Linked DNA regions of Homo sapiens: region 2 is linked to region 1. A link is an interaction called in ENCODE POLR2A ChIA-PET data of the cell type or tissue named here. Cell type or tissue: PC-9. All regions are shown on one strand.

What was found. ChIA-PET counts read pairs that join two places held together with the same protein. Peaks named below come from ENCODE experiments on the same cell type or tissue, not always from the same donor. Only the 100,000 strongest peaks of a DNase experiment are listed, where the experiment ranks them.
Region 2: POLR2A ChIA-PET joins it to region 1 with 6 read pairs; 2 of 35 experiments call an interaction of 5 or more read pairs at or near these places.

The regions. Positions count from the first base shown.
Region 1 is chr7:30,843,692-30,848,691 of GRCh38, forward strand. All of the region lies in intron 9 of MINDY4 (MINDY lysine 48 deubiquitinase 4), which reads left to right. All of the region lies in intron 11 of INMT-MINDY4 (INMT-MINDY4 readthrough (NMD candidate)), which reads left to right. Among named protein-coding and RNA genes, the nearest start is that of AQP1, 66 kb to the right of the region's middle. RefSeq lists an enhancer at 4,770-4,839. In PC-9, no CTCF peak of the experiment used is centred here; DNase peaks (open chromatin) are centred at 2,180 and 2,850; H3K27ac peaks cover 1,835 bases.
Region 2 is chr7:30,964,777-30,969,776 of GRCh38, forward strand. It overlaps GHRHR (growth hormone releasing hormone receptor), which reads left to right. Exons shown (of 13, transcript NM_000823.4): 2 at 4,058-4,160; 3 at 4,287-4,394. Among named protein-coding and RNA genes, the nearest start is that of GHRHR, 3.3 kb to the left of the region's middle. In PC-9, no CTCF peak of the experiment used is centred here; no DNase peak of the experiment used is centred here; H3K27me3 peaks cover 3,151 bases.

The DNA.
Region 1 (5,000 bases):
TCCCAAGGGGGTGTCTGGGTAGAAAGAAAACTGCTAAGCTGGAGGAGTGAGGTTTTCTATCTGTCGTTGCCGGCCAGGCAGGTACCTCCTAGCTGCAGGCCAAGGATGGTGCAGCCCAGTGGGTCCTGGGGCTGTGGGGGTGGGCAGAGGAGGAGGGAAGAAGGAGCTGCTGGCCTGTTGGGGGTCATCATGTGTGGAGGTGTGCCAGGTGCCAAGGAGCCAGACCTTATGGGGGGGCCTGCCTGGCTGGACCAGAGGAGGTCTGTGCCATGCAGCTGGGAGAGCACGGCCTGCTGGCCAGGGCCACCTTCTCCAGCGAGCCTGGAAGGATTCATGGTGTAGGAGAGTGACCTCGCTTTTGTTTGGAGCCCTGCAACTCTGGGTGCTGCTTGTAGCCCACCCCCTGGACTGGGTGCTGCTTGTAGCCCACCCCTACCGGCTGCTGCCCCATCACAGAGGTGCTGTGCTGTGCAGGTTGAGTGAAGCGGTCTGACTTCCTGCTCCCACAGACCTCCTAGCAGGCCTCAGGGGACATTCTTCAGACTCCCCTGAGAGGGAGGAGTGGAGAGCCTGGCTTAGTTATGGAGCTCGCTGAAAAAGCCTCAGGGGACTCAGGCAGAGCTGTCACAGGGAGACAAGCTGGGGAGGCCCAGAGACCGTCTCCCCTGACCCCAGCAAGGACTCGCCTCCTCCTGGTGATGGGCCCTGGGCAGCAGGCACCAGATGCCCTCCCCAGCCCTCCCACCCCAGTCTCCTCCCACTCTCCTGCACTGGTCCTGCCTCAGGTCGCAGGTAGATAGGGGTTGGGGAGGAAGAACCCTCCTGAGGACAGGTTAGGGCTTCTGTCAAGTGAAGACCCGGAAGACCAGGGAGTGAGGGCCTGCTGTCGGGGGCCTGGAGAAGAGAAGGGAGGTGGAGTCCATGTCACTGCTTTGCCAAGGCCCTGAAGGTCAGAGGCTACAGAAGGTTGTCCTTGCCAAGTGGGTGGGTGTCTAGCCTGTAGATGTTGGTGCCCAGGCTGGGAGGGGGAATGCCTGGCTTTGTGCCCCTCAGCCACCCTGGGAGAGGGGAAGGGTGCTGAAGAGGGTACCAGACCGGGTCAGGACCTGGATTATGGTTGTGTGGAAACAGAGCATCACTTTCTCCGTTTGTGAACTAGGAATAGTCATCTCTGGCTTGCCTAAATTGGACTCAGTAAGAAAATGCAAAGTCCTTTGTAAATCTTCAAGGGCTCTATAAGTGAGTAGGGCCATTGAACTCAGCCTGCCATGGTACAGATGGGGAAACTGAGGCCCAGAGAGGGAAAGATGGTTGTTCAGGGTCACATCTGGCATCCCTGGCAGAACCAAGACTGGCACCTGGTGCCCCTGTGTCACATTGTGCTGCTGTGCCCTGCAAGAGGCATGGAGCAGTGGGGGCCCAGGGAGGCCAGGAGGAAGGCTGAGGGCTCTGAGTTTTAGACTTCCATCGCTGGACACCCACACAGACTCCTAGGGACCAAGGGGTGGCTCTGTTCATGAACGGCTTCACGGTGGAACCTCCCCTTTGGCTTTAAGTTAGAAAAGATGAACACAGAAGAGTACAGAGAGCAACATAGCAAACACCTACAGAGCCCCTGCCCCACACGAGCAAAGGGAAACACTGGGTCACGTGGGCAGGAACCTCTCTCAGTCCTCAGCTCCTCGGTTTCATTGACTTATATAGTTTTCACATTGATTGATTGTGTTATTGATGTTCCTTCAAAAGCCATGTGTGAATGGTTGGGTGTGAGGCCTCAGCACTCCCTTTTGACTCTGAAATTCTAGGATTTCAGACATGATCCAGCTTAAAAAAAAAAAAAAAAAAGGGCAAGCTCTTCTGTTTTCTTCAGGAACACCACGATGACCTGCCATCAGCTGCCATCTGCTCTGCGGCTCTGGGGAGCTCAGGCCCTGTGGACCCAGAGGCAGCCCCTGCACTTTCCTGCCTGTGTGCGGGGTCTGCCTTGGCCCTGGAGGCCCCCACCTCAGATGTTGCCCACCACATCTGGTGGGGAAATGGTTCTGTGAAAGCAGATGGAGGATGGGATCGCACCCTCCAGGGAAGTCACGCTGAAATAAAGGCATCTTGGCAGTGGTGGTGTTTTTTCTGCAGGACTGTCTGGCTTCATTACGACTCATTCCATCAGGCCGGCAGCCGGCCTCTCCTCAGTCGGGAAGGATGGAGCTGGGCAGCAGTACTTGGTGTTTTTCCACTTGAGAAGAGGCTGTGCCGGCTTGGCTCACAGAAAGAGATGAAGAGCTCTTGATCCCCCTGAAGGCCTGGAGAGAGCCACAGGCCAGGAACGGCCCTCAGAGGCGGGTGCGGATCTGAGAGTCGGGGAATCCAGGAAGTCCTCCTCTCACTTCCACTTCCCCTCTGAAGTTGGGGAATTCGAGGCCCAGATAAGGAGAGGTGCTTGCCCAAGGCCTCTGTGGACATTGGTAGCAGAACCTATGGTCCTGCAGCCCCAGGCCAGCCTTTCTACCCCCTATTGCAGCTTTTGACCCTGAGAGGGAGCAGACAGGGAGCTCCCCCAAATTATAGACTCTGTACATGGCTCCATGGGCACGTCACAGTGGACAGGTGAGGCTATTTTGAGAAAGTTAGGGTAGAAACATCTCTTTCATCTGAAACACTTGGGTAATTTAGGTAAAAGCAGGATGTATTATTCCCTCAAGATCATTTATTTTCCCTATCTCTAGATAAATGTCTTTTTCCTGCACTTCACCTGTGAGGAATTCGACTCTTAAAGAAACTTCTCTTGGTTTAAGAGCCTGGCCAGGTGCCAGCCTCCTGGGAGGAGTCTGACTGATCAGGAAATGCAGACCTGTTTGTCACCTGGGTTCTGCCAGTGAAGGCGTGCGCTGAGCTATCTGGTAAAGGCCTGGGTGATTCAGACGCAGGACCTTTCCCTGTCATCATCTGTGGGTGCAGGTTCTCACGCAGGCACATACAGCCCTGGCTAATCTGGGGTGGGTTAAATCCACGGTCCCCAGCCTTTTTGGCACCAGGGACTGGTTTTGTGGAAGACAATTTTTCCATGGACTGGAGGTGGGGGTGGGATGGTTTCGGTATGATTCAAGTGCATTACATTTATCATTAGATTCTCATAAGGAGCGCGCAACCTAGATCCCTCGCATGCACAATTCACAATAGGGTTCCTGCCCCCACGAGAGTCTTATGCCACTGCTGATCTGACAGCAGGCAGAACGCAGCTTCACTGGCTCGTCCGCTGCTCACCTCCTGCTGTGCGGCCTGGTTCCTAACAGGCCACAGACCAGTGCCAGTCTGTGGCCTGGGGGTTGGGAACTCCTGGGTTAAAGACAGAATGGCAGTGTTGGAATGATGCTTTGGGGGCATCTGACCCAGTGTCTGCATTTGTAGGTGGGCAGGGAAACAAAGGCCAGGGAGGGCAACGGTTTTACCAGAACCTGTGAACCAGGAATCCAGCCCAAGCCTCTTACCTGTCTGATCACTGTACTTTTTCCAACTCTACTGTGTTTTCTAGAAAACTGTGTCTCAAAAGAGAAAGATGGAGAAGGCCCAGGGAAGAATAGAGAGACTGGCAGAGTTACTAACTGGAAGCCAATGAAAAGAATGAGGACTTGTGCTTGGAGACATGGTGGTTCAAAGGGGCTGTAAGCAGAGCCTGTAGGATGAGGGGACAGGCCCTGCCCAAGAGCAAGATCTCTTGATTGTGTTACATGGTGCTGAAAAGACAGGGTCAAAGGCAAAGGAGGCTGGTTCCTGAAACCAGGTGCCCACGGCAGTTGGTTCTACTTACCCAAGCTCTCCTTCCTTCCTCAGTGTTTATTTTTTCCAGTTTTTACTAACTATCTGATCTGAGTAAATCACTGTGTCTCCATGCCTCAGTTTCCCCATTTTACAAAGAGGATATAATGGTACCTCCCTCATAGGGTTGCTTTAACAATTTGATGAAATAACATGGAAAGAGTTTATAACAGTGTCTGGCACATGATAAATACTCTATATATGTGTGTGTGTTTTTTGTTGTTTGTTCGTTTTTGTTTTTGTTTTTGTTTTAGAGACAGGGTATCACTCTGTCACCTAGGCTAGAATGCAGTGGCACGATCATGGCCCACTGCAGCCTCCAACTCCTGGGCTCAAGCAATCCTTCTGCCTCAGCCTCCTGAGTATCTGGGACTGCACATGCCACCACACCTGGCTGATTTTTTGATTTTTCTAGACAGAGTCTCGCTATGTTGCCTGGGCTGTTCTCAAACTCCTGGCCTCAAGCGATCCTCCCACCTGGGGCTTCCCAAAGTGCTGGGATTACAGACATGAACCACTGCACCTGGCCACTGTTGGCTTTTAAAATCTTATTTGTTGCTACACTGAGAAGCTTCCAACTGAGAATTACCTGCTTCAGTAAGTTAGTGTAGAAGTGTTTGACAGGGGGTCTCCTTACTTCCAGATATGGAGTTTTTCCAGCTTAGGTGTTCTAGGCAGAAAGTACACTCCAGGCACGATTTTGTGTAACGTCTATCCATGTTGGGGAACACTGGTCACACCTGTGTTGTAGGAAGACACGCCCCCACCCCCACCCCATGTGTATGTGCAATGGTGATTGGACGGTGGGGTGAGATGGAGCAAAACTGCTGGTGGGGCACTGGCTGTAACAGCTGAACTGAGGGCAGAACACCCTGGCCTGGGCCACACAGCAGGGGAAGGGTGGGCATGAGGTACTCAGGATGTGCAGTTGACAGTACATGGCCATCATTTGTATGAGAGCAGGGCATGAAGCAGGAGCTGTGGGGGTGATGGAGTCACATTTGTGGGTTCTGAGTCCAGTCCTTTCTCCTTTTTCTGATAAGCTCTGCTTTCCAGGGCCCCCTTAGTCCTTGGTGTGGGCTCTCCTGAAACCTAGAGCAATGTTTTCTCATGGTGGTTTTCATAGTGAACCGTGACCTGGGCCAGTGCTCCCAGCAGCTGGGGCATCCGGTTCGGTGAATGCTTGG
Region 2 (5,000 bases), 120 kb after region 1:
GGAGCACGGGGCATCAGGAGAGAGGGCCCTTCCTGAATGGGCTGCAGTTTCCCAGTAACTTTCCAGGAGGTTACTGCAAGTGACAGCAGGGACCAGGCTGGGAGTCACAAGGTTCTGGGATGGTGAGGGCCTGAAGCATTCTTCCTCCGCTGCCTTATTGGAGGGTGCTGCCCCTCCCGAGCACCTTGCTGCACCTGCTCCTGAGTGCACAGGCTTTGAGCTTGAATCCTGGACGCATGAAACTAGCCGTGTGAACTGCAAGTTCCTCAGCCTTCCTGAGTCTTGCTTTTATCTCTTTTGTTAAAAGAGAAAATATCCGCTGGCCCGGGTCACTGTGCATTGAGTGGAATCTGATTTGTCAAGGGCTGGGCATAGGGGTGCAACACAGGAAACTTCGACTGCCCCCCTGTCTGCCATCTGTGTGCACTCTACAGCAAAAGCTTTATTTTTAGCAGGGGTACCCAAGATCTGGTGGTGGCCATTCAGCAGATGGTGCTAGTACCAAAGCTAGAACTCAATCACTGTTTGCCAGTGTGGGCATCATCCCCTGCAGATACCAGGAAGAGCAGCAGGCATAGATGCAAGGCCTGGGGGTCCAGGGCGATGGAGCCTCCCCTCAGGGGTGGGTGGGGTCCACGATGTGTGTGGGGGGGTGACTGGGAGCCCCAGGATGTGTTTCGCCAGTCCTAATTCAGCAGGAGCATTTGGATAAATCTTAGAACGATCTATCCTTCCACTCCCACCACTTCCCTCCCTAGAATCTCTCCTTACATCTGGCCCTATGCCCACACATCCTGAGTCATTAGTGGGGCTTCTCTGAATTTCCCTCCTTCTCTTAGAGGTGTGGGCACTGTCTGTTCATCCTTTTGGCATGAGGCTGCTCTCCTGGCATCCTTTGCCCTCAGTTGCTTCCCCAAATTGGCCCTGAAAAGTTTCCCAGGCAGGGTTGGGGCTTGCCAGACTGTGCAGTAGGCAGAAGGATAGGCAGAGACCACAGCTCTTCCAACAGCCCAGGGTCAATATCAGGCTGATGGTGTGAGAAAGTCCCATACAGGCCCATCTGCCCTCCTGCTCTTCCTTCCCCGCTTTGTGCGCTCAGTCTGTTGGGAGATGTAGGGGAGACGCAACGGGGCTCTGCCCTGAGATGGACCTGAGGTTACTGAGTCCTCGGGAGGAAGCCAAGAGCTGAGTCCGGGGCACCCACCAAAATAAGACCTGGAGCCTGGGTAGTGGGTGACATCTGCACCCTGGGGCCTTGCAGGGCCAGGCAGGAGATGGCAGAGCTGCGTCCAAGCCATGGACCCATGGGGTCAGCAGGGCGGGACAGGAGTGACTTCTCCTGCCAGGGTAGCACTGGTGGGGGTGACCCTCCTTACTGGGCTGGCTCTCCAGATTTTCTCCTATCCCACAAATCTGCGGCAGAGCTCTCGGGTCTCTCCACGTGGTCACCCACCATCTATTGTCCCCACTCTGGTGGTCAAAGTCTCTACTCTCTGACCCCAGCCCTGGTCTTACATCTGCTACACTATTTGCTGTGCCTGCATTTCTCCCAAAGAACACTAGCTGTTAATTAAACATTTGCTGACATGGATCCTGCTAGACATTGAGGGTGTGTGTGTGTGGGGTGGGGGTGGGGGCCATGGGGAGAGAAACATTAGTCCTGAGCTGATACTTCCCAAATACACCTTTTCCCACTTCCCTTGTCCTTGCACATGCTGTGCTTTCTGTTCCAGATGCTCTTCTCCCCACTGTGTGTGTCTGGCTCTAAAAAATGCTCCCTTGTCCCCAGGTCCAGCTCAAATGCCACCTCCCCAATCCCTGTGAGAGGGACATTCCCTCCCATGGTACCTGTCTTGCTTCTTTTTGTTTTTTTTTTGTTTTTCTGAGATGGAGTCTCACTTTATCGCCCAGGCTGGAGTACAGTGGCACAATCTCAGCTCACTGTAACCTCCGCCTCCTGGGTTCAAGTGATTCTCCTGCCTCAGCCTCCTGAGTAGCTGGGATTACAGGAGCGTGTCATCACACCCAGCTAATTTTTGTATTTTTGTAGAGATAGTGTTTTGCCACATTGGTCAGGCTGGTGTTTAACTCCTGACGTCAGGTGATCCGCCTACCTTGGCCTCCCAAAGTGCTGGGATTACAGGCATGAGCCACTGCGCCCGGCCCCTGTCCTGCTTCTGATCACAGTTTGCGCAGGGTCTATTAGGATCCAGCCCTTCTCCCTTCCCCAGCCCCTCCTCTCCTGTGAAAGCCTGGGGGAACAGACATCTACACTGGTTGACTTGGATGTGTGTTTTATACAAAAATGTGTATGCTGTATACCCAGTTCACAGTGCAGAAAGTATGTTTTGTAAACTTGGCTTCCCTTGTATGTATCTGTTTGGGCTCTGGCCTGCTGGGCGATCAGTTTTGGTTTTCCTTCGGTTTGGGGCGGTGGGAGGGAGAAGTGCTAGAAATTCCTGCTGTTCACTTCCAGTTTCCTGGAGAACTTGTTAAAATACAAAGTGCTGGATCCACCCTAGATCTCTACATATTCCTGCTTCCATCCCAATGGATCTCTAGCTGGTTCTTGAGGCACACTTTCAGAAGTACTGCTAGAAGATTCCCAAAAAAACCCCAACTTGTTTCCAGCTTCCAGAGATCATTTCTCATGGCCACTGTGTAGCACAAGATCTGGGAGGCTCCTAAAACTATAATCTTTCAAGGTTGCTCAGCCATCAAGGTTATGATCCTTTCATCTACACATCCATGAAGCCACACATCCATCCTTACACAGCTCTCTCACTCATCCACCATGCACCCATCCATGCAGCCAGTCATCTGTCTATCCATCCATCCACCTCCCCAGCCATATATTTGTCTGTCTGTCTGTATACTCATCCATTCCACTAGCCTTCCTTCCTTCTTTTCTGCCTTCCTGCCTTCCTGCCTTCCTTCCCTCCTTCCTTTTTTTATGCAGCCTTCACCTCATTCATGTGCTCACTCATCCATGTGCTCATTCATTCATCCATCTTCTCTCTCACTTACTAAGCTACCCATTTGCTCATGTGTTCCTGCCTGTGTGCACCCCTAAAAGCAGAGACTGAGACAAAGGTCAGAAATTTAAAATGGTTTCCAGTGGGGTAAATCCAAAGTATTGGCAGAGCTGCATTCCTCCTGGAGACTGTAGAGAATAATCCATTTCCTTGCCTTTTCCTTGGGTTCATGCCCTTTCTCCATCTTCAGACCAGCAGTGTGGCATCTTTAAATCTCAGTTCCCACGGCACACATCCTCATGTCACCTCCTCTGATTCTGACTCTCTTGCCTACTGCCCATCCTATAAGGAGCCTTGCGATTACATCAGGCCTACTCAGATAATCAAGGATGAGCTTTGCATCTCAAGATCCTGAACTCAATCACATCTGCAAAGTCCTTTTGCCGTTTAAGGTAACATATTCACAGGTTCCACAGATTAGGATGTGGACATCTTTGGGGGCCATTATTCTGTCTACCATTATTATGCAGAACTGCTTCCAGGGAGCAGGAGTGGAGAGCAAGGAGAATGACACAGGGAAGGAGGAAAGGCCCTGATGAGAATGGAGTTGGCCATCCCTGTGAGATCTTCAGAAGCATATTGTCTAATGTGTCTCAGAACTTACTTACATGAGACAGAATGGAGAAACATCCATCCAAACCTAGGCAGACCTAGGTTTGTATACCAACTTCCTCTTTTCCGGGGTGACTTTGGGCAAGTCGGTCAACCCTAACCTCTGCTTCCTGAGCTGTGAAATGGAAAGAACAAGAGCATTAACTGCACAAGAGAGGATTAGACCTTCTGTTCCTCCCTCTCTCCCTCCCTCCCTCCCTCCCTCCCTCCCTCCCTCCCTTCCTTCCTTCCTTCCTTCCTTCCATCTGAACATCTACCAAACACACCTGAAACTACTGTGAGCAGGTCTTTGCCTAGGATTAGGGCACAGATATGAATCAGGCCTTGTCCCTGTTCTCAGGTCATGTGGACCACAGAGCCCAGAAAGACACCCAAATGGCTTGGCTCATCCTGTTCACTGTTTCCAGCAGGTATTGGGCCACATGCACCCAGAATGTGACTTCATCACCCAGCTGAGAGAGGATGAGAGTGCCTGTCTACAAGCAGCAGAGGAGATGCCCAACACCACCCTGGGTATGGGGCCTAGGAGGCAGGTGGTGGCTTCTCTGATTCCTTTATATCCTCCAGCCTCACCCCTCGGATTATTGGGACAGCCCTGCACCTGGGCTGAGTCTCTGCTGCTCCTGGCTCTCTATCCAGGCTGCCCTGCGACCTGGGATGGGCTGCTGTGCTGGCCAACGGCAGGCTCTGGCGAGTGGGTCACCCTCCCCTGCCCGGATTTCTTCTCTCACTTCAGCTCAGAGTCAGGTGAGGGGTGCTGGGTGTGGCGGTGGGAAAGGGAGGTGCTTTCATCTGGAAGTGGCAGAATCATCACTGGATTTGGGGGCAGGCTAACCTGGGTTTGTATACCAACTTCCCCTCTTCTGGGGTGACCTCGGGCCAGTCAGTCTATCCTGATCTCTGCTTCCTGAGCTGTGAACTGGGGAGAACAAGAGCATTAACTGTGCAGGAAAGTATTAGAGTGCAGAACCTGTAAGTGCTGGACCTGGATGCCCTCCAGGTGTTAGCAGAAGCCTGGCTGCAAGGGTGGAGGAGGGCAGGCCTGCCTGACTGCCAAGACACCACCAACTGCCCAGGATGGAGAGGGTGGGGCACTCTGCTGCTCTGCTTCACTTCCCTGGCCTAGGTGCTGGGACAGTGAGGGCCTCTTTTCTCCCTACTGCCCTTAGGATGCTGGCAGCCCAGCTCACCACTCCTCACCCCTCAGGGGAATAATCCTCTTTGTGAAGAGATGGCACCTTTGAAGCCAGAGAAGGAAGGCCCCATAGTGTGTCCCTGGGCAGGCTAGACCTGGGCCCCAGGCCTCTGGAGCCACCCTCTCTGTTGCTCAGAGGAGCTGTCCATGCAAACCCT